Linked DNA regions of Homo sapiens: region 1 is linked to region 2. The links are chromatin loops, found by intact Hi-C in ENCODE. Cell type or tissue: psoas muscle. All regions are shown on one strand. Each heading gives the region's core, and the rest is flanking DNA. Links, peaks and the distances in the headings are about the cores only.

The links. A loop is a pair of places that touch in the nucleus more often than their neighbours do. Peaks named below come from ENCODE experiments on the same cell type or tissue, not always from the same donor. Only the 100,000 strongest peaks of a DNase experiment are listed, where the experiment ranks them.
Region 1: it touches region 2 in a loop (7-fold over the local background); 24 of 110 quality-filtered maps call a loop at or near these places.

Annotation. Positions count from the first base shown.
Region 1 is chr15:69,522,024-69,524,933 of GRCh38, reverse strand. No RefSeq gene overlaps it. Among named protein-coding and RNA genes, the nearest start is that of DRAIC, 38 kb to the left of the region's middle. RefSeq lists an enhancer at 1,268-1,437. In psoas muscle, for the core only: a CTCF peak has its summit at 1,365 (motif pointing left); a DNase peak (open chromatin) is centred at 1,333.
Region 2 is chr15:70,486,510-70,489,419 of GRCh38, reverse strand. No RefSeq gene overlaps it. Among named protein-coding and RNA genes, the nearest start is that of LINC02205, 18 kb to the left of the region's middle. RefSeq lists an enhancer at 2,624-2,683. In psoas muscle, for the core only: a CTCF peak has its summit at 1,199 (motif pointing right); DNase peaks (open chromatin) are centred at 1,199 and 2,489.

The DNA of each region.
Region 1 (2,910 bases), core at 291-2,790, 960 kb after region 2:
CATAGCAAGTTTAATTTGCTGGGAAAGCGAGTTGGTGAGGTTCTAATAATGCAGAGCCGCAAATAATACCAAAGAGAGTTTGCATTATGATAACTTTCCAATTAAAATGGATTAATGGAGGAGAAACAGCAGCAGTAGTGTCTAGACAACATATTACTGAATCCTTGGAGAGGGAGATGGAAAGGAGTTGGGGGAACAAGCGGCAGCAAGATAAACAGGTGAACTTTATAAGTTGGAGGCACACTTGTGTGGGTGTGACGGGAAGTACCAGGGAGGGCTCCTTACCCCTGGTGCCCCATCAGTTACAATACCTGGACTTTGCACCATTTGAGAAAACCAGTCTTTTAGGACCCAGAGGCCTTTGGTCTTTTGGATTCCTTATTAAAATGCAAACAGCACCTTCCGTTTCCTCGGCTGACCTTACAGCTGGGATTAGCCTGCAGCTACTGGAGAGCAGACTGTGTGACTGTGCGACAGAACAGAGGCCCCGGCTGAGCCTTGGAAGACCCACATCGACCAGGTGTTGACACCTGTGGTGTTCTTGTCAGGGCTTCACTACAGGACTCAAAACAAATCCTCCATAACTATGCTAGTAACCCCCTGACCTCTGACCACTGCTGAGTGATCCAAGGGGTCCATCTAGAACCTCTATCCCAGCAACCTGAATTTTAGACCTGAGAGATACAGGGTCTGGGCTGGACTGGGGCTAGTGCTCATCCCTGAGAGCAGGTTCAGGACAGAAAGAGCCACAGACTGTTGCTGCCAATCTTGAGCTACCCCGGGCCCCACCCATGGAGGCCAAATTAGTTGATTTTCTTGCCATTCTGTGAAATCCCCCCAGGATCCATGTTCCTCTCCTTTGCTTAAACTGACTAGACATTTCTGATGCCTGCAAACAAAAGAGCTTTAATCTATCACTTCTTACTTGTGGGACCTGGTGAAAGTCATTTAACCTCACTGAGCCTCTGTTTTCTCTCCTGTAAGATGGGAGATACACACATCCCCACCTTGCAAGGTTGGTTGCCTCCTGTATTGGTAACATGATGTGTTAGGGTTAGATCACCATTTAAGTCCCTCTCAGCCCTGAAGTTCGGAGATCGTAGAAGTAATCCTTGAGGGATAGGGGAAGAGGCTGGCTGGACCACAGAGGCCAGGAGACCAAGAAGCCCAAGGACCTAATTCCACCAGCATCAGTAACTTGCAGGGCATAATAAATATCTCAACACCAGAACTGAGGCTCCTTGCAGAAATCTCCAAGGCTCCCCTATGCCTGGGAAGGCTCTGATTTCTTGCAAAGCCAGGAGTCCCATGAGCCAGTCCCTCATGAGTGAAGTACTGGCCATGTGCTGCCCCCTGCAGGCCTGCCTTTCTCATCACCTTTCTCATCAAACAGGCAAAGAAAAAGCCCATGTAATTGAATACAATCACAAAGGCAGTATTTAGCAGCATTCATCCCCCATTTTATCTCATTCTGCCATGTCCTTCCCTGTCTATAGATGAATATGAAACTACCACTGAAAGCAAATCATTCCAGGAATAAGGAAAATATGAGGCAAGAAACTCCTAGGGAAAGTTCACCACCTACACACACACACACACGAGTCAGAACTGAGTCCAAGGCCAGTCTTGAGGGGAAAAGAGAGAAGAGTTGCATTCATTGCACACCTGCTATGAGCCGTGCATTAGATCCTCCATTATCTCATTACCATCATAATCTCTCAGGACAGGTATCACCAACACCCATTTTACAGATGATGAAACTGAGGCCCCAAGTAGTGAACTCACAAAGAATTCATAAGTATATGGTCTGTTTGAGTCTAAAGGCTTCCCTCTTCACAGATGATTTTCCATCTTTTTTAAGTAGAAATTGCATTCTCAAATGAAATCTCAGGTCCCGTGTATAAGAGAAACAATAAAAGCACAGCTCTCTGATGGAATTGGTTGGTGATTGTATGGCAAGGGACAAGGGGTGGGGGAGCTCTAGCCCTGCCCACCAGCCTCTCTCAGGCCTCCCCTTCCTGGAGCAGTGCGTTGGTCACAGAGCCCAGGGTGAGAACCACGGCCTCCTTCCCAGATGGGGCTTGTTAGAGGTCCTAGATCAAACCCACTGTTTTCCAATTAACCAAAAAAGAAAGCACTACCTCTTTGGAAAACTAGGTTGAAATTTTGGTTCTGCCATTTATTAGCTATGCAAGTTTCCCAACTGATCTGAACCTAAGATTCCCTGGGTCGCTCTAGTCCAACATAATCCAAGAGAAACATAATGTGAGCCACACATGTAATTTTAAGTTTTCTAATAGCTGCCTATTTATTTATTGAGATAAGGTCTCACTCCCTTCACCCAGGCTAGAGTGCAATGGAGCAATCATGACTCACTGCAGCCTGGACTTCCTGGGCTCAGGTGATTCTCACACCTCAGCCTCCTGAATAGCTGGGACTACAGGAACATGACACCACACCTGGCTAATTTTTTGTATTTTTAGTAGAGATGGGGTTTCGCCATGTTTCCCAGGCAGGTCTCAAACCTCTGGGCTCAAGTGATCTGCCCACCTCAGCCTCCCAAAGTGCTGGGGTTACAGGCATGTGCCACTGCACCCAGCCCAGTTGCCTTTAAAAAAAAATTTAATGGGTGAAATCAATATTGACAATAGTTTGCTTAATCCAATATATTCAAAACATGATCATGTCAACATGTCATCAATATAAAAACTTATCAAGATATTTTGCACTCTTTTTCAAACTGAGTCTTCCAAATTTGATGTATATTTGACACTTTCAGCACATCTCAATTCAGACACTACATTCTCACTGGAAATACTTGATCTGTATTTGGACCAAGAGGATACTTCTTGATGAGGGAGTAAACTCACATAGACAAATTGTTTCAAACGTGTTTAAAAGTTTTCCAGT
Region 2 (2,910 bases), core at 225-2,724:
AGAACTGGGAAGGACCAAGGCCAGAGATTCAAAGGGAGCTGCAGGGGAAGGCGGCGTTTCTGCCAGCTCCACCTTCGGGATGGATCCAGAATCCACTCCTTCCCCCAACCTCCGCCAGGCAACCATGCACAAACCGCCATCCCATAGGCACCCTGGCATCCCTCCCTAACCAGCTGAACCCCCCACGTCCCCACTTCCCCCCTCAGCTTATTCCTCACATGTTTGTCAGAATAATCCTCAAGAAAACACTCATCCCACTCAAGGCCTCCGTGACTCCCACCTTCCCATGTAGGTCTCTTGCTTCATCTCCCACCTCTCTCCCCGCGCGGCAGGGCTTCAGGCTCTTCCTGCACCCCTCTGGCCTGGCTGCCCCTCTCTCCCATTCCCCAGTGGCATCTGGTCTAGGGTTGGCTGATAAAATAGAGGATCCTAGTTAAACTTGAACTTCAAGGTAAACCACACTTAAGTATAAGTATATCCCAAGTGGTGTAGGTGTTACTCACCTGCAATTCACATGTGGCTGAGCATCCTGTATGGTCGTTTGCTAACCTGGCAGCCCTAGTCTAGTCCATCCCCTCTGGACCTGAAATCTCTCAGGTCAAGGATCTTGTGCTTCTGGGCTATTGATTGAGAGAAGGGGGAAAGCTATCTTCCATGTATTTTATTTTAAATAAGTATATCTATTTTAAGTAAATTTATTTTTTTTGGAAAAATCCGCTTGTTTTAAGTGGGGTGTCCTGGGAACCATGTTCCCTCATCTCTTTCTTGCCCCTTAGTGACCAGAGGGTGGGGATGTTAGGAAAATTGGAAGGGATGGTATTTTAAGTCAGAAAATTGTAGGTTTGAGCGTAGCATCTGTCACTGATTCTGTGACGTCTCAGAGCATTGCTTTCACTGCTCTGGCCTCAGTTTGTTTCTCTCTAGATGGGGGCTAGGACTTCATCTGCCTCCCAGGTGGCTGTGGGATTCATGATGCATGAGTTATGCTCATCATGGACATATGTGCTAGCCATGTGAGGGGTTAGGTTAATAAGGCTCCATTGCCTGTGGTTCCAGAGTCACCTGGGCTGAAGGGTAGGTAGATGTGGCCTAATCCATAAGCTCCGTGCTGGTCAGAAGTTTGCTGGGCAAGTGAGTGAGTGCCAGATCTCTTAATTTCTTGGGCCTGCCTGGTTGGCCATGCAGTTCAAGGTTCTGGTCACCAGGGGTCAGGCTTGCACACGGATGGCTAAGTTCTGTCTTTTATGGTGCTCCAGGGAGCCTCCAGACTGTGAGCCAAAGGGACGGTGAGGATGGGGGGTGGCACATTTTAAAAAATGTGGATCTTGGAGCTGTAGGTCTGTGACCTGCAGATCTGGGAGGTCAGACGTTATTCTCTCTCATATTTACATCTTGCTTGGTACCTTCTGGAGAGATCCTCATCTCTTTGGCCCTTCACCAGGAGACTCCATGAAGGAATTGGGTTAGGTGGCTGGGGTTTGGAGAGAATGCTGGGCAGGGGTTTTGAAGCGCATTTGAGTCTTAGCTCCAAGTCTGCCCCTTACTAGTGTCCTTGTTGGCTCTATTACCTCCTGGGCCTAAGTTTCTTCTTCAGTGGAATAGGGTAAAAATACCTCCTCTGCAGAGATGCGTCAAGATCAGTGAGTAGAGGTGGGGCAGGGATAACTTCTCGAGGCTAGCCCAGCCCTGTCTAGAATAGCTTATGATGAAAATGGAGAAATAAGATAGAAACACAGGGAAAGAGCAAGTGTTGTCACGGGGCATCATATAATCCCTTGCTAAGTTGCAGAAGTGAGCACTAGGGTTCGGAAGAGAGAGAGGGCAGTCCAGAGAGGGGAAATTGCTGGCTTGAGCTCACATAGCCAGAGGGATAAGCGCAGGGTCCACTGGGCAGGTGGCTGAGCTGGGCATTGGAAATGAACAGTAGATCAGGCACCCAAGGCAGGTGTGCCCAGCTGATCCAGGCCACAGCATGTAGGCTGCTGGGCCCCTGCAATTTCAGATTCAGTTCTGTGTGTCTCCTGGGCACCTGCTCTGGCGGTGGGAGTACATGCTCTCCAGGCATGTGTGTGTGCTTCCCATGTAGTGCAGTGAGCAGCAATGTGGCTTCAATCTTTGGTCCAGGCACGGACCCAGCACCCAGAGAAAGCGATTTTCCTGCTTGTGGTTTCCTGGCCTCCTCCAAGAACCTCACACGTCCATGTTGCTCACAGAGAAAGATGGATCACTCTGGGGGTTCCTGGAAGAGTTGCTGTCTTTGAACAGTCCCTCTCTTGCCAAGACCCCTGCCTTCCTCCCGGCCCCCAGCCTACTGCCTCTCCGCAGGAGGACAGCATGTCCTGGGCCTCTGCTCTCTGGCCTCAGTCATGGTGTGGCTGGGTTGCTCTGGGGACGCTGAGGGTTCTTGATCGCGGCCTGTCTCAGGGTAGGTCCCCATGGATTGCCCTCCCACCCCTGGCCAGGTTGCTGTGGTTTCCCCATCAGTAGAAATGACTCCTCACCCACAATTGCATCAGTCCCTCCACAGACGCAGTGAATCATGTTGCAAGATGTGGTTATGGACTGCGCCCTGTGCTCTGGTTAGGGGCTGGTTGGGCCGGGCCAGGGGTGAGGGAAGTGTGGGGGGTTGACCATGTTTTGACTTGAACTTGGGAGAGGAAAGAAAAACCCAGGAGAGGGCCTCCAGGGGTGGGGTGGGGTAGGTGTGAGTTGACACTGAACTCATCACCCATGGGACTGAAGCAAGTATCCAGTAACCTTAACCGAGACCACACTGGGGAACCTTCTGGCTTACTCACCCTCTGGCCCTACCGCTACCACCAAGAGAAAAAGAAGTGAAGAGAACGAGCTGGTTCATCCTCTAGTGCATTGCAGCGGCGTGGGGGAAACCAGGGAGATGGGTTGGTTTGC